Linked DNA regions of Homo sapiens: region 1 is linked to region 2. A link is a loop called in an ENCODE intact Hi-C map of the cell type or tissue named here. Cell type or tissue: breast epithelium. All regions are shown on one strand. Each heading gives the region's core, and the rest is flanking DNA. Links, peaks and the distances in the headings are about the cores only.

The links. A loop is a pair of places that touch in the nucleus more often than their neighbours do. Peaks named below come from ENCODE experiments on the same cell type or tissue, not always from the same donor. Only the 100,000 strongest peaks of a DNase experiment are listed, where the experiment ranks them.
Region 1: a loop joins it to region 2, with 24 times the contacts of the local background. A loop is called at or near these places in 3 of 110 quality-filtered maps.

What each region holds. Positions count from the first base shown.
Region 1 is chr14:69,855,988-69,865,037 of GRCh38, forward strand. No RefSeq gene overlaps it. Among named protein-coding and RNA genes, the nearest start is that of SMOC1, 19 kb to the right of the region's middle. In breast epithelium, for the core only: no CTCF peak of the experiment used is centred there; no DNase peak of the experiment used is centred there.
Region 2 is chr14:69,932,217-69,941,266 of GRCh38, forward strand. The region is part of intron 1 of SMOC1 (SPARC related modular calcium binding 1); the gene reads left to right. Among named protein-coding and RNA genes, the nearest start is that of SNORD169, 41 kb to the right of the region's middle. In breast epithelium, for the core only: no CTCF peak of the experiment used is centred there; a DNase peak (open chromatin) is centred at 4,363.

The sequences.
Region 1 (9,050 bases), core at 209-8,208, 77 kb before region 2:
ATACAAACCATACTTATTCCCTGCCTTTGGAAAGTTGGAAACAGTATGAGATTTGGAATCATCTAGACCTTAGCTTTAAATTCTGGCTTTGTCCTGTAGTTGCTTTGTGACCAAGTCCAATGTGGTCCCTGCTATGTCAACACCCCTATGCACACCAATAGGAGACTTTCTTCTTCTTTCTCCAGGCAGGAGAATAAGGGTTGGCTGGGCAAAGACAGGGTTCCTGGTAGGGAAAGGGAAGGGGACACATGCTTTGGAGAAGGGAGGGACCAATTAAGGATGGAGAGTGGTTGTGCAGTGAGAGAGAAGTGGAGAAAGAGATCTCTATACGCTCTGGCCCACTGTGTGAGGCTGGAGTCTGGGGCCCATCTATGTCCAAGGGCACTAAGTGCTGCTCACCCCAGATGCACAGCCCATCACAGTTTGTATACCTCAGTGCAAGGCATTGCTTATATTGGCTTTGCTTAGTTCACAAGTCGGCAGTGCTGACCAGCAGCAGGTGAAGTGAAGAGCCCAGAAAGATTCCAGCTACAGAGACATTGGAGAATCAAAGAATGACTGATGAGGGATCCTAGAGCGTTGGTCACTAAAGGGCGGCCTCAGGGCAATCCTCTGGATGGTGGCAAAAGAATGGTTAGAATCCATTTCTATTTGTAATCTACTAAAAACAAGAAACAAAAGTGCTCATTAATATCTACTCACAGAGTGGCTCTTCTTCTCCAACTTAGTCCATTCATCAGACAGCACGCACCACAGCAGATGTAGGAGTGGGAGTCCCTGGATCAAGGGTGGGGGCGGGTTGCCCTCATTCTGTCCTGCGCTTTGAGCGTGTTGTGATGTATTACAACAGTATATTTGTGCCTGTTAGTATATTGTTTAGTTGAATGCCTAGCCTCACAAAATAGACAGCCTAAAAATTTCCTTTTAAAAGCAAAAAAATTGTTTTGTAGACAGTATTAAAACTGCAAAATATTAAAACAACGATGATGGCTGAGTTACCACCTCCAATTTCTTATATGAACTCTCTTTTTCCCGCATTGTGAGGTACAACAATGATCTGGCAAGAAATCAGCGACTAAAGCAAGTTGAAGTGATTTTGAAATCTAGACATACGGATTTATTTATTTATTTATTTTTTGAGGTGGAGTCTCACTCTGTTGCCCAGGCTGGAGTGCAATGGTGCGATCTCAGCTTACTGCAACCTCCACCTCCTGGATTCAAGCGATTCTCCTGTCTCAGCCTACCAAGTAGCTGGGACTACAAGGCATGCACCACCACACCTAGCTAATTTTTGTATTTTTAGTAGAGACCAGGTTTCACCATGTTGGCCAGGCTGGTCTCAAACTCCTGACCTCAAATGATCTGCCCACCTTGGCCTCCCAAGGTGCTGGGATTACAGGCATGAGCTACCGTGCCTGGCCTGATATATGGATTTACAGCAACAATCATTAATGATGTCTTGCTTTACATAAATATTTTGCCTTTAAATATCAGTGAGTGATAAATTCAAACTGCCATGATTAATAGCATAAAATATCATTTATTTCATGTTTATTTTGTTTTTATTTATTTATTTGTTGAGATGAGTTCTGGCTCTGTCACCCAGGCTGGAGTGCAATGGCGTGATCACGGCTCACTGCAGCCTCACCTGCCAGGGCTCAAGCAATTTTCCCACCTCAGCCTCCTGAGTGTTTGGGACTACAGGCAAGCACCACTGCATCTGGCTAATTTTAAAAATTATTTGTTGAGATGGGATCTTGCTATGTTACAGCCCAGGCTGGTCTGGAACTCCTAGGCTCTAATGATCCTTCCACCTTGGCCTCCCAAAGTACTAGGATTACAGGTGTGAGCCACTGCACCCAGCCAGTGTTTAGTTTAGCCTTTAAATTTTCTAGACATTGTGTATATTATATGCACCCAGGTAGCTCACTGTAACTAGTTATACATACAGTAGGGGTGAATGCTCAAAACCTTCTTCTGCTAGAGGCATACAATAAAAAAAGTTGGAGCCCACTGATTAAGAGTAACCTTCTAATTGTATAGATGAAGTAAGTGAGGATAGAGAAATAAGCCATGTGTCCAGGATCTCAATGTGAATTAGCCTTGGGGCACAGAGCAGGCACCAGGACTCAGGTGACTGCCTGTCCAGAGCTTTTAGTGATATGGGATTTTGTTGTTGTTATTAAGGATACAGCATCTCCCTGCCCCAAAGCATTGACTTTGGATCATGGGAACAGCTCTGAGGGTGTCATTCCCCAGCTGTGTATTTTAGCTATATCTGTAAAAAAAAATGGAGCGGGAGTGTCAAGGCCAGGATTATGTCTGAGAAATGTTAGTCACCTCAAGAATGAAGGCCTTTAATGGTAGCACTTGCACACTAATAACCAATATATAAATTATACTTGATTTGTACCTTTTAAAGACTTTCAGTGCTGTTATCCATTACCTCTCTTAGTAGGTAGTATGTATTTCCAGGGCCTAAGAAAATAGAATTGCTTTTTTTTTTTTTTTTTTTGAGATGGAGTCTCACTCTGTCACCAGGCTGGAGTGCAGTGGCACGATCTCGGCTCACTGCAACTTCTGCCTCCCCGGTTCAAGTGATTCTCCTGCCTCAGCCTCCTAAGTAGCTGGGACTACAGGTGTGCAGCACCACACTCAGGTAATTTTTGTATTTTTAATAGAGATGGGGTTTTACCATGTTGGCTAGGCTGGTCTCAAACTCCTGATCTCAAGTGATCCACCCACCTTGTTCTCCCAAAGTGCTGGGATTATAGGCATGAGCCACCGCACCCAGCCGAAAATAGAATTTCTTTAGAACTATTCCATTCATCCGGATTTTCAGTAGTTAGCCTGCTCTTCCTTCAGTTAGGGAAGACAGAGGATTTTACTAGTGCTCAGAAAGTGCTGGGAACAGAGAGGAGGCTGCTGGCAGGAGGGTGAGAGGGGAGAGATGGACTGGAGAATAGCAGGGAGTGCGAAGAGGAGAGGCTGAGCGAGGGAGTGCGGAGAGGAGAGAGCTGAGCTCCGAGGTGAAGGGGGCAGGTGGGAGGAGGGGCATCCCAGGATGAAGGGCTGTGGTGCTCTCCGCTCCCTGCTTCTATTAATCCAATTAAAGTGTTGAAAATCAGATCTCATGTAAAGCTTTGAACATGAACTTTTCATTACAGCACCGGGGTGGAGGTGGGGGTCGGGGTGGAGGAGGAAGAGAGGAGCGGGGAGGCACGGGGAGTCATGAGGTGGGGGTGGAAAAGCCTCCCAGTCTTCCCCAGAACAGAGGTGCAGATGTGATGCTGCTGGGCCTAGGCCCGCTCTGCTGGGGCCCGGATGACCAGAAGCTCGGGCTTCCTCCTCATGCACCTTCTGACTTATTTTTATTATCTGTACCTCCTGACAACCCCATTCTTTGGTGCTTGGCAGGTGAGGTCAGAAAGAGGGTGCCTTGAAGGCCCCCTTCTGTGGCCTCAGAAACCACACTCCCGCAGTCCCCAGGCTCCCCTCAGCATGAGGACAGTGGATCCAAAGGCAAAGGAGAAGAGTAAGAAGCTGGGGCCCGATGCCATGCAATTAACCCCCAAGTTTGCTTCAAAACTTGGTGTAAGAGAAAAACTGAGGATCCCCAAGCACTAAAAAGTATCCCCTTCCGACCCCGAGAAAACGGGTCTCCAGGGACAGAAAAGGTGTGCTCCGGTGGGAGGGACAGCCTCGTTCCAGGCAGCGCTTCCTCCCTCCCTCCCGCGCATGGTCCACGCTCAACTCATTCATCGACAGTATTCAGGGCTCCCTGAGCCGACGCCTGGTTCTGTGCCAGCTGCTGGGTATCCAGTCTGACGTTCTGGTGTGGGTGAGACAGGCAATGAAAAGTCAGCAAAGAAACGTGCTCCCTGCAGATTGTTCTAAGTAGGACAAGGGAAAGAACCCAATCACACATGTCTCTGCCTTTTCCATCTTGGTCTGTGGCCTCTCTGATTGGAAAGCAAGGCAGATGGCCCAGCAGAGGCTCAGCAAAATCGGCTAAGGTCGCCGGTTTAGCTGGTAGGCCTGGGAGGAAAACCCAATGTATGCCTCCTTTCTGTCACCCCCACTACCCCTCAGAATTCCCCTGCAAATTAAATTTGTTATGTGGCCAATACATTGGTTTAGATTTTAAAAAAGTAGAAGGGGAAGGCACATTTCACAGCATTCAAGATTGTGTGCTGCTTCCCCCCTGCAGCCTGGTTTTTGACCTGCTTGCTGGGCTGACTGTAGGATGGACAAGATGCTGGCCTCTGGGTGGATGGGGATCAGGGGCGCAGGGTGGCTCTCTCCTTGAACTCCCCTCTCCGTGCTCAGCTACTCTTCTGCACCGGGGTTTCCCTGGGCCCTCCATTCCCAAGAAGGGGGCCCTCCCTTGCCGCCTGGGGTTTAATCTCCGCCAGGCCTGTGCACCGCTGGGCTGCTGGTGTGTGGTCCTTCTCACTCATGTGCCTCAACAGCTGGAAATAGTGAGGCGGGAAGGGGGACGTCGAGCATAAAACCCTGGCACTTCTCAAAACAAAACGAACAACTCCAGCTTTTAATCAGTGTAGGGCAGGGGCGGGAGAATTGTGTTTGGTTTGACATAGACAAAGCCCTTTTTAGGTCTCTGCTTTCCGAGGAATCTGTGACTGCCCTTTCTGAAACGGCTGCAGAACCCTGGGCTGGAGATGCTGGGCTGTTCAGCAGGGCCTGGGGAACAGACTGGACCCACTTGGCGCAGGGTAGGGATTTGGCTTTTATTAGCCAGACCCCTCTGCAGTGGAAATGATATCTATTAGTCTCCTCTTCTGCTCTTGGAAGCCGGAAGAACCATAGCTTTTGGGAATGTGGTCCGTCCTGCCTTGAGCTTTGATAGGTGGGCTCCTTCAAAGAGGAGACTGCGAATTTGAGTTTTAAAAATGAATTTCTACATTATGGTTAGGGGAACTTGCTATGTATGGGACCCCAACTGTGAAAGAATAAATTTGCAAAGTGAAGAATCCTGTCCTATTCCTGCTCCCAGCCACTGCCCTGACCAGATTTTTAGATACCAGGTTATTCTAGAGTCTGCATCATCCTAAAGTGACTTAGTATAAAGTCCCAAAGGATGAGCCCTGCCTCTGGCCTAGGATCACCAGATTTAGCAAATAAACATACAGGATGCCTAGCTGAATTTGAATTTCAGATAAACAATAAATACATTCTTAGCATAACCCATGCAATAAGGCAGAGTTATGCAATATTTGGGGTGTACTTGCACTAAACATTTTGTTGTTTATCTGACATTCAGATTTAACAAGGTATCCTGTGTTTTACCCGGCAGGTGTGCTCCGGCCCTTTTTCATGCAGATCTTGGTCCCTCTTCATCTCCGTTAGGCCCTCCTCTTTTCTTCCTGGGTGCTTTCTGGACTTAGGTCTCCCTGGGGCCCTGTACTCCATCTTTCTGTCTTGTTATAATCCCTTCATTTCTCAGTCTGGGATAGCTCTCCTCATCTGCTCTCCCTTTTCTCCTGGTCCAATCTTACTTGTCAGCCCTGGGTTGGTCAAGATTCAGCCACTGTGTCTGAGGACTAAGAACAGTGGTGGTGATACCTTGTCTACAGTTTTGTCACTCCCTGGCTTCCCATGTGCCAGGCACTGTTGGTTGCTTTACCGATGTTAATCACTTAACACTTACAACAAAACTAGAAGGAAGACTTTTTTTTTTTTTTAACTGTGGTGAAATAAACATAACATAAAATTTACCATTTTAACCATTTTTAGGTGTATAGTTCGTTGGCGTTTGGTATATTCACATTGTTGTACTACCATCACCATAATCTGTCTCCAGAACTTTTTCTTCTTCCCAAACTGAAACTCTGTACCCATTAAACCCATTCTCCTTTCCCTCCAGGCCCTGACAACCACTATTCTATTTTCTGTGATGAATTTGACTACCTAGATGCCTCATTTAAGTGGAATTATACAATATTTATCCTTTAAAATATGTCTTATTTCACCTAGCATTGTGTCTTCAAGGTTCATTCACGTTGTAGCATGTGTCAGAGTCTTCTTCCTTTTAAAGGCTGAATCATATTCTTTGTATGTAGACACCACATTTTGTTTATCCATTCATCCATCAATGAACACTTGGATTGCTTTCATCTTCTGGCTATTGTGAATAAGGCTGCTATGAAGATTTAGTGTATAAATATCTGCTTGAGTCCCTGATTTCAGGTCTTTCGAGTATATACCCAGCAGTGGAATTGCTGGGTCGTATGGTAATTCTATGTTTAATTTTTTGAGGAACTGCCATACTGTTTTCCATAGCAGCTGTATCATTTTACATTCCAACCAGCTACACACAGGGTTCCAATTTCTCCACATCCTTGCCAGCACTTAAAAAAATATAATAGCCATCCCAATGGGTGTAAACAAGGAAGGCAGGTTTAATTGTAATTACTATTTCACAAATGAGAAAACTGAAAACCGAGGTTCAGAGAGGTGGAGACACATGTCTATGGTCAGCCAGCAAGTCACAGAGGTGGAATTTGAATCGAGGTCTAACTCCCAATCTAGGACTCTTAACTATTATGTTATATTTCCTGCCTCTGATACAAGCATCCAAATGGAAATTTTTCTGTCTTTGGACACATGTCTAATTGTGCAAGACATCTGGTAAAGGCTCAAACCTAGAAACAAAATATGTCAAAGGAGTTTTTACATGTTCTTATTGAAACTGTACCTCTCACATGGGAAAAGAGCAATAACAATTTCCCCTTATTTGCATTTCATCCTAGTTATTGAAAAATAATCTTTTCAATTTGGCCTCTCTGTAATCTTTCACCCCGATATCATCTGGTCATTTTAATGGCCTAGCAAGTGGGTTTGGGTATGGACTTTGACCTTGTTGGAGAGTGGGAGGATAGAGAAGCTAGATGATAGAAGATAAGGACTTTAATCTCAACATGTTTGAGGTTTAAGTGGCCAGAGAGATGTGGCCATCTAAGAGGCATTATCCAGCCACAGATGCATGGACCGCAGGAAACACTGGGTTGCTAGAAGGATGAGCAGAGGGGCTGAGGCCAAGGGGCAGACAGCAGCAATTGCAGTACATTTGTGGCTAGTGGAGCGTTCTCCTGGCTGAGGGCAATGCTGCCTCTTTGGCTGGGTGCAAGGCCTGGCATGACTCCATGAAGTGCAACCTAGAGAAGGAGGCTGCGGTTGGTATCGCCCTACCTCTTAGACTCCAGCTCCTTTCTGAGTGCCACTTTGCCCAAGGCCAGAGCCCTCAGATTGAACCATTGACTTTGAACTATGATCCCATGGAAATGGCCTGGCTCCAGCCTCTGGTGCTAGCTGGGCCTTTACATTGATTCTCAGGATGAGCTCCAAAATCTGGTTGTCCAGTTGTTCTAACAGAGGGTGGCAGCAAAGAATGTGGACTTGCTGTCAGACGTGTTCAGGTTGGAAAACAACTCTGCCACTGGGGCTTGTGGGACCATAGGAAAGTTTCTTAGCCTCTCTGAGCTTCAGTTTCCTCATTTGAAGTATGGCAATAATATAGGAGATAATATGGTTGTCATGAGGATGGAAGGAGACATTTATAAAGTGTTTAGCATGTAGTAAGTGCTCAATAAGTAGTAGCTGTTAAAAACTCATTTTCCTACGAGTTTTTTCAAGCTACTACTAAAGAGCTACTCTTTCTGTTTAGTAGTAGCTTTAAAAAGACTCTTAGGAAAACCTACTAGATTTGTATTTATTTCTCCTCTTTGTGGAGCAGTTTGTCAATTTGGCTATATTATCATGCTTAACCTCTGCAGAAGGAGGTCAGTTTCCTTGTTGAGCAGGAGAGAAGATGACCTAGGAAGGATGGATGCTGAATTCTGCAAGGTGTGTGCCTTGCTCAGAGCAGGTGCTCACTCATATTGTTGGATAAATCAATATGTCAGTTGGAATGGGGGTTTCCTGATGGGGAGCCATGAGAATGAGGGGTATGGAATTTAAAGGCTCAGTGTGCAGTGGGAAGGCAGAGGAGACTGGATTTGATCATTCCTTCCTATTTTTTAGGTGACACTTCTCACTTTATCGCAAATATAATGTATGGACATTTAGAAAAAATAAAAATTATAGATAATTAAAGATCTTTGAACAGGAAAATGATACAATGGAGAGAATATCTGATGATTTTTTTCCCCCAGGAAACCACTGGACTTTGGGAAAACCATGTGGCAGAGTCGGGACCACAAACATGGTAACTGCAAATCCAAGGAAAAGTGGTAGGATTTGGAAGAGGTGGGGTGGGAGCGCTTCTGAGCCTGGAAGAGCAGGAGTCTGGAGGCACTGTAGGTGATGGTCCAGGCATAGGGGTGAGGTGAGACTCTGAGGGGGTGAGGAGATCCTGTACTCTCTGGATATGCAAGCTGAAACCAAAGAGGGCCATAAAACGAATAGGATTGAAGAGTTGGGGAGGTGCATGGGCTGCAGGCATTAGTTTGAGCATCACCAAAGCACAAGAAGTCACTGAGGCTGTGACAGTAATACAGCCTCCAGGTAAAGGGATTGCATGTTGGTGGAGATGGGCAAGGCCAGGAGCTGGTGACACTCCAGTGAAAGGAGAAAGATCAGGAGGGAGCTAGAAAGGAATGAGGTGTGGAGGAAGGCAGCAGGCTTAATAACATCCCCACTAAAGATGTCCACATCTTAATCTCTGAAATCTGTGAATATGCTACCTTATATGGCAAAAGGGACTTTTCATGTGTGATTAGATTAATAATCTTGTGATGGGAGATTATCCTGGGTTATCTGGTGTGCCAATGTAATCATAAGGGGCCTTATAAGAGAGAGGCAAGAGGATCAGCGTCACAGAGAGATTGGACCATGCTATGTTGCTGGCTTTGAAGATGGAGGATGAGGCTGCAAGCCAAGGAATGCAGGAGGTCTCCAGAAAAAAGGCAAGAAAATAGACTCTTTCCTAGATCCTATGGAAGTAATGCAGCCCTGCCAATAGCTTGATTTTAGCCCACTCAGACAGATTTAGAACTTCTGACTTCCATAACTGTCATGTAATAAATGTG
Region 2 (9,050 bases), core at 793-8,792:
AGATGTGTGAAGCCACAGGCACAGCCCCTGAACAGGAACAGCTTCCTGAAGGGCTCAGGAGGGGGTCAGTGGCTTTATAGTAAACTTGCTGTTTTGCTGTAGAATGCACGACTATGTTACAGGTGATGAGCTTCCTCTGCTGCGCTGGGGCCTTCCGGGACTTTACTACCACGCCACCCTCAGCCCCACATGCCTCCTCCTGTCCCTGGGGCTGGGGGTGTGCTGAGTGAAAGGAGTGGTAGAAGTGAGGAACAAAGCCGCCACAAAGGCATCAGGAGGAATGGGGGCAGTGGGAGCTGGAGGAACCTTTCGGTGCCATTTGGGCTTCAGATGCAGCATTGTTCATACAGGTGCAGCCCTCTCCTCCGGCTCTCAAAGGCCGGATTAGGCACATTCAGTCTTTGTTCTGATATCACAGCCGGCCTCTGCTCTATTCATTCAAAGGCGGCTTTGTGGTCCTGGGGACCGACCCCTGTGCTTTGGGAGCCCCTGTGCCGGAAGATGGAGAGACACTGGCAGGGCAGTGCGGCTTTTTCCTGGTGACCACTTACAGGAGCTGTGATGGAGTGGGCGGGGGGTGCAGAGCAAAGGCAGCTCTGGCAGGGCTGGAAGTATTTTGGGGACGCTGGCAGCAGTTCTTCTGTCACCTTCTGTAAGCCGATGAGACATTCTGAGCAATTCTGACGGAAGCTGTGCAAGACTACACCAACCTAGGGCAGTAGTTTTAAAATTTCTTGAAGACATGGAACTCTTCTTACACCAAATCAGACTGCATCCTCAGAGGCCAGACCACTGAGAGAGTTTTAATGATGAGTATACTTAGGGTGACATACATTATGGGGTGCAGAGCAAAAGTTTAAACGGATCGATTCTCTGATCCGTTTCACCCATAGCAAGCGCAGGTGAAAAAGGGTAAAGTTTTCTTACAAAATACATCTTTACGATATAGTTTTTATCTTACTCTTTTACTTCAACCCAGTGGCCCTTCTGGGAAAGGTCTAAACAAAAAGTAGATGTTTAGTGTACTAGTATTTTATTTATTTTCAGAAACAGGATGGCAGTTGTAGGCTTGTAATAACATCGTTCTCCCATTTAAAATGTTCATTATTTTTAAAAATTCATTATGGCTGTTTCTGAAAAATGAAAGACTTTTTTTTTCACTACGGTTAGTTAACACATGTACTGTTTCTGAATTTAAAACTCGAAATATCTTCCACCTCTTTTTGTCATGGTTCTTTATACAGCTGTGTGTTAAAAATCACTGTAATACAAAATTAGAAAGAAATGAGCTCACACAAATGTAAAAGACATTTTTTTGTTTTTGTTTTTTTTAGACAGATTCCTTCTCTGTTGCCCAGGCTGGGGTACAATGGTGTGATCTCGGCTCACTGCAACCTGCGCCTCCTGGGTTCAAGCGATTCTCATGTCTCAGCTGGGACTACAGGTGCACACCACCACGCCTGGCTTATTTTTGTATTTTTAGTAGAGACAGGGTGTCCCCATGTTGGCCAGGTTGGTCTTGAACTCCTGACCTCAAGTGATCTGCCTGTCTCAGCCTCCCATAGTGCTGGAATTACAGGCATGAGCCATCGCGCCTGGCCAGAAAATTGGCTATTTCACAAAATATACGAACTTTGACTTTGTTTGCAAACCAATATCTAGAATCCTTGCTAACTTCAGTGAAAGTATGTTGAAACCATGGGATGCAGTTTAAAAAACTGATTTAGTCAATAATAGAAGTATTAATGTAGTAACATCTAAGATTTTTCAAACAGTTTTTATGTGCCAACCCACTCCTTTATTCTCAGAACATCTTCGATACTGTAACTGCCATATTTCCCTGCCTTAACAGATGAGGAAACTGAGGCTCATAGAGGTATGTATCTTGATCAAGGTCCAAGGACCAAGGACTGGATCCCAGGTGTGTCTCACTGAAAGTCCATGTTTTTACCGCCTGCCTTGCATTTTCTGCCCAGTACAGAGGACCTTCCCAAGCAGCACCCCTTTCTTTGCTGTGTCCCGTTGAAGGCTCACATCTCGTTTCTGTTAGAAGCATCACACCTGATTGACGACTGGGGTATTGTCATTGGCCCAGGGCTTTGACACTGAGTTAGTCTGGCATCCATCTCCATCCACCGAGGCATACATGAGGACAGCCCCTTCCCCCACATCAGAAATAGAATGGCATTGATTCTGAATTTTGTCCCTCATATTTTCGTCCTGCTATGTTAGAGAGCAGCTCCCCAGGAGAGAGACAGAGCAATCTCCAATCTAGCCAGATGGGGCAGGAAGGATGGGGTGGGACTGAACCACAGGGGAGAAGTGTTGGGTCCTAGAAAAATTGCTGCTGAGGTCCAGGTGTTATGGCCTTTGAAGGACTCAGCATCTTTGTTTAGTCCTACTCCTCTCCTTTTTAAGGGAATAGATGGGAGGAGGTAAGAATGTGGTGGTAGGATCTTAGAAACCTACATCTTCTTTACTAAATTATGCAAAAACATCATTTGCTGAGCCTTTACGTAGTCCAAGGCTGGATTGAGGGTTTAGCTCCTTTGGATCTTCACACAGTTCCTTGGTCCTTGTTGGCTGACATATAATGGAGCCATAGGTCTGGGTTTGAATTCTGATTATATGGCCTTGATCAATTGCTCAACTTTTCTGAGTCTCAGTTTTTCCATCTGCAAAGTGGGATGCAGAAGATTACCTCTTGGGTGGTTGTCAGGATCAATTAAAATAATTTATTTAAAATTCTTAGCCCTGCCCCTGGCACATAGAAGGCATACAATAAATGAGAATCCCCTGGAAACTTATTTCTATTCTACTATGACTTCTTCCTCTCTAATTCCCTCTTAGAATGCTGTAAAATTTCAGCAGTGCAATTGGGTGCTTTATAGTCTAGGTTTTAGATAAATGTAGTCTTCTTTCTTGGAACTTCTGTACTAAAATATAATTTTTAAGGCAGTTTTCTGGTGGAGACAGGGACCCCAAATAGATTTAGATCTGGCATGGGGAATCTGTTTAAGGTAAAGCAACCTCTATTTTAAGTGTCTCCTTCAGAGATGCTTTTAAATGCACCAAAAGTTGGGGAGATATACCTTATCGAGGTAAAAAGGAGAAAATTGAAAATTGTCTTTTTCTGCTTTCCCTAGAAGAAATAGTTTCTTATACAAGACCAAACACTCCAGCACAAGTCATCCTTAGCCCTATCTTTTTGGAGGCCGATCAGAAGGCAGTCAGCCCTGTATTTTAACCTAGCCTAAGTACTCTGATTAGCTTGAGCAACTTCAGAAGTTGGCCTGTGGCCTCCCGAGCCCCTCTTCCAGCTAGTTTGCTGGGGTCTCTTTAGAGTTGATGTGTTTTTCTGGATCAGGTCAGGAACGGAATTGCCTTTTAAAGAGACACCTGTGTTGTGACCCAGACCAAGAAGAACCTCCTCCAAGGAGCTTGCTACATGTGGGTGGCAGCACGGGGGTGGTTGTGCTTTGGTGTATCCCCACTCTGAAGTCTGTGCCTGGGACCTGACTCCGCAGCTCAAGGGTACTAAGGCCCTAGAAGGATGTGAAATAGGAACAGTGAGGATTGCGTCCACAGGACCATGAGGGGCAGGAACTATGGCAGTGTGCCCCTCCCTGCAGATCCTGTGCCTAGCACAGTGGCTGACCTTAGAAGGGGGTTAGTAAATTTTATGGAATGAATGAATGTGGCAAGTTGTGGAGCTAGTGTATGAAACTACCTTCAGGTTTTGAATTGTTTTGCAAGGAAACGAATGCCAGGGGAGTTTTGTCCTAAGGGCATCTTTCAGCAATGATGGGAGAGCCAATGTCCCTCCACATCCCTCCCCTACCTGAAGCTAGAGCTGCATGTCTTGCAAGGTCTTATTTTTGGCCCTGTGATTTTCATTTCTCCCCCATTCTCCCAGTTGACGACATATCACCACCGTTTGTCACCTTCTAGTCTAAGGGCCCATACAGGTTACATGTGTGCCCTAGAGAGGCTGCTGAGTGCCGCTGGCAGCCCCTATCACAGCACCACTTTGGCTTGGGACATTAGAGTTCATCCCAACTGGTGAGATTCAGAGCTGCATCATAGGGAAGGCTGAAGACTGCCTGTCTGTGTCATCTGAGCTGAAGAGGGAGACTACGTGGTGAGGATGCAGTTGCCTGGGTAGACGCTGCCCGAGAGGGCATCTGGGCCTGTAATGCTAATGACACTGTTGAGAAAGGACACTGAGTTGTTCTGTGCTGAACTGAGAACCGTAGGTGTGACACAGAGGAACAAGTAACCCCATCCGACTTCCAGAGATCAAGAAGCCGAGAAGGCATCCTTCCTCCTTCCCCTCCCACTGCGAGTCTGGGCAAGCTTCGCTCAGTCCCTGGCCTTGTGTGGGCCATTGCCGGCCAGCGTTGGATGCTTTTGAGGTGACAGCAGAATTTGGTGTAGAACTTTGGGTGCAACTTGGCTAAAGGCAGGTCTGGGTCAATCTGTTTGGATTCTGTGTGTGCCTCACTCTCATCCCTTTAAAACAGGTGTTTTTTAGGAAACTTAGAACTAAAGAAAAGTGCCAAGAAAAAAGCCAAACCCATCTATAACCCATCTGTGTTCCTACCATTCAGAGACAGTCACTATTAACATTTTGGTATATTTCCTATCTTTTGTCTTTCTCTTTTTCTGTCTGGAGTGGGAGGAAGATTACTTACATATATACACACATAAGTATGTATTATATGTATGTATATTTATATACATGTTTGATATTCTGCTTTGGTTTTAGTTAATTTTATATTGTGAGCATTTCCCCGGTCAATAAAAAGTCTTGAGAACTGCATTGAAGGCTGGGTGAAAAGTCTTTAGTACCGAGTCTTTTGGGTGTTATCCTTCGCATCAGAAAAGCCTGTGGAGTTCCCGTTCTTTGAGAGTGTGCAGGCTTTGCTTGGTGTGCCCTGCATTCTCTCTGGGAGTAGATCCACCCACCCCTTGCTATCTTGTTTCTACAGGACTGCTTAACAGATGGGATCTGCTAAGTGCAAAAGCAAGGGTCTCTCAATCAGTTTGCCTAATCCCATGTTTGAGGGAAATCTGACCTTAAGGGTTATAAATGTCTGGACTAATAGAAAAAGATCCTCGTAGTCAAATACAGGTTTTTATCCTTAAAAGAAAGATCTTTGCTCTGCCCTGGAACTGAAAGGGTTAGTACATGGAAGAACCATTCTTTCTCTCCCTCAGGAGTGGGTTTGCTTTGGTTTTCCACTGATCTCCCGTTCCTGCCTGTAGAATTTGACATGGTTTTATTTACTTTTCCTTGGCCCAGTTTGGGTCAACAGGATTTCTCTCCTGCTCAGAACAGCCTCACAGTTGTGCGAAGTCAGACGTGAGCCTGGGGCCTGGGCAGCGGTCATCAATCCTTGTCTGAGCGACGCAGTGGGGATTTTCAGCTTGAGATGGTCTGACAGCACCAGCGCCACCGCCAGTCCCACACGGGCCAAGCTATTTCTTCTCCCCTTTTGCCTGTGACTTCGAAAGCATTTTGTGTGTGTGTTTGAGGGTATGCACACATGCATGCTCACATGTGTGCATGTATGTGCTTTTGTGTTTGGTGATCTGAAGCCAGGCATCAATCAGTACAGCAGGATCTCAAATGACAGTGGAAATAGCAATGAAAGGAAGCACACGAGTTAAACACACACAGCCCCAACAGAATTCGATGATATAGCAAGACTGGGATTTCCTCTTCTGTTTGTTTTAGCCTGCACTTGCTCAGCTTCATTCCCAGGGCTTAGTGCTGTAAGGGAGTGGATTTCCTCAAGTGCTGTGGATAAAGCATTTCTTCCTCTGTTATCTCCCTTGTCAGTGTAAATCTCTCCACTGTGTAAGTGGAAATGAAGATGAGCCTGTGTGTATGCCATAGGATTTCACCCAAATTAAACAGGCACTTAAATGACATTTTCCTTCATGATAATCCTATGACACTGAAATATACCAGTTCTCCATTTTGTTATTACAGAGCCATGACATACTCTCCAGGGGCTGGGAGAGTATAGTACTCTGCCTCTTCTTCCTGCTATGTTTAGAATTTGTGTGGCAGTCTTTTATCGTGGGTGGGCTATGTTGAGGCTGTTTTGGGCCCTTTTGTATTGATAAGGGGAACAGTCGGTGGTAAAAGCACAATATGCGAGTGGATAAATATTTTCTAAGGTTAGAAAACGAATAGCAGCAACACCAAGAATCCCGTGTAGTGGCGTCGTGAGGGCTAACGGCAGCTCTGCAGCAGGATGAGAAAGGAGACCCAGCAAGAGGAGAGTCTGTCTTGCAGGTTCAGTGGCTCAGGCCTGGAGAGTGGCTTTTGGGCTTCTTACCCCTTAAGATGTTGTTGGGCTGCTGCTGTATTGGGGATGGAGCAGGAAGCACACTGGGTGGGGCTCACCTGGCCCATTTGGCTCATTGAAGGAGGGACAAGCAGTGTCCATGACTTCTGTCGGTGGCGTGAGGGTCTCTTATAGGACACTGATAAGGTCTCCATTCACCTCCTTTGGGGAACATACTGTGATATCGGAGGTCTTATGTCTGGTGATGCAGAGCAGATCCAGAGGGGAGGAAAACAAAGACTTCCAGTGCTATTGTTTTTGCAAGTAACTTAGCTGGCAGCTTTCTTCTTCCACATTCTTGGTCCTAGACTCTTGAACAAGAGCCAGTGATTGTGCCCTCCAAACGATGACTTCCTAAGGGCTCTTCTCAGTGTGAGGGTGTGTGCACGCATGTCGCTGTGTTCATCTGATGGAAGCACACATGCCTCAGCTCATGAACAGGTTCAGCTGATCAGCCCTTTTATTTAAAGCACTATCCAACTCCCACCCCTTTCAAACTCTCCGTCGGACTCTGGGCCAGGTTAGCTTCATTTCAGCCACATTGTGAGTTACTGAGTGTATTAGTCTGTTCTCACGCTGCTAATAAAGACATACCCAAGACTGGGTCATTTATAAAGGAAAGAGGTTTAATAGACTCACATTCAGCAGGGCTGGGGAAGCCTCATAATCATGGTGGAAGGCAAAGGAAGAACAAAGGCATATCTTACATGGCAGCAGGCAAGAGAGCGTGTGCAGGGAACTGCCCTTTATAAAACCATCATATCTTGTGAGATTTATTCACTATCATGAGAACAGCATGGGAAAAAACCACCCCCATGATTCAATTACTTCCCATCGGGTCCCTCCTACCACATGTGGGGATTATGGGAGCTACAAGTCAAGATGAGATTTGGGTGGGGAAATAGCCAAACCATGTCACTAAGACATTTTGTCTCACAGCCAGTTCCAGTGTCATCTTTATGGAAAACCAATCTCTGGATCTTACTGGCTTTTGCAAGTTCTCTCTAAGTTTGGGGCTGCCTGTTGGAATCCCACAGTCTGCTAAAGGGACCCAGTCTCCCCTTAGCTTCTATTCTGATAACTTTTTGATAACTGGTATTTCCATTTCTCTTCTGTCTGTGATTATACAATAGTGCCACATTCACATTTACTCCTAAATTACAATGACTCTAAGACCCTCATCTGCTCAAACAGTAACTCCCCTTAGTCCCCACTTTGGTGTGCCTTGGATACTTGCACAAATAAGTTATAATTTCCTCTTTGCCCAAAGGATGCTTAGTGCTGGCTGTGCCCATGGTGAAAGCCAGGTCCAGGTGAGTGGGACTATCTCCCACTGCTGCCAAAGCTGTCGATTCAGGTGCCAGAGCAGGGATGGGCTTCATGCAGAGGTGGGAAGAAGGACCCACCTCATTTCTGTTTCTCTTTGCCATCTAGCTCTGTGAGTGCCCAGAATCTCTCAAGGGGAACTTGAATCTTTTGGATGCCACTTTCAGCTTCTGCATCTCCCACTTTGTCCAGAATCTCTACAAGTCTCTTGCGAAAACAATTCTGTCTGTTTTGGGATCTTGTCTTTCCAACCAGAGGGGTTCAGTCACTGCCCAGCACCCAGTTGTATTGAGACCAACCCCAGCCATCTTCCCCACTCCCCACTGAACTTCTCCCTCAGTCCCCTAGTGGTAAAACACATCTCACATATCACTGGGTGCAAAGAGCTACCAGTGATGATGAGCTGAGGATGGTGGCCCAGGGTCCGGTGGCACAGGAGTATCCAGCGCTCACTGCCACAAGCCAGCAGGCTCAGTGCCATGCTAGATATTTGTGTTCTTAGTAATGCTCAATGAAAACTTAGAGCATATTGCTGGTCAGATCTCATAGGAGTGTTCAGGATAACTTTATAAGGAGTTACTACCCTTGGCTGAATAAATTGCTCCTGCCAGGTGGAGCGATGGTGCTAATTTAACAAACCCTTCCTATCAGATGTGTGTGTCATTGGGAGGAAGGGCAGGACGCTTAGAACCAAACAGGCATGAAGAAACTCCTTCTTTGTCCTCTTTGCCTTTGCACCCCCACAAGTCTAAGTCCTCTCTTATAATCCATGATCTCTTGGATGCACCCCAAGTGTAAGACCATTTTGTGGCTCCTTGTTAATACCATCAGCTTAATCTCTATTTTTTTTCCCTCAATGCTAGTGGGCTGAGAGGATTAAAAATATCTGGATCCCTGGGTCCTGGAGAGCTCTCTGTTTATTTGATTTGTAGTGAGAGGAGTTTTTGTGCTGGTGGCAGACTTTGAGGGATGAGGAGAGGGAATGGGCATGTGACTTTCTCCAGCCTCTGCTTCCCTAGTATTTAGTGACAGGGCAGGGGTGTGTGTGCACAAGCAGAAAATAAAAATAAATGCCTTCCGTCTCTGAGTAAAAGGTTTGATGCCCTGTCGGTGATCAAGGAGGACTAAAACCTAAAGGGCATTTAAGTTGTAGGACTCCACTCATGCAAAGAAGTATTTTGATCTCCACTTGTCCTCCTTTCTCCTTCTTTCTCACGAGGATGCATGCTTCTGGCATCCCGCCCTGCCCTACCTAGCCTCGTGGAAGTCCTGTAGGGCAGCGACAAAGCCCACTGATATTCTCCATGGGCAGCAACCCTGTTCCATAAGACAGTGATAGGATTTGGTTCTTGGTGCTTTTATTTC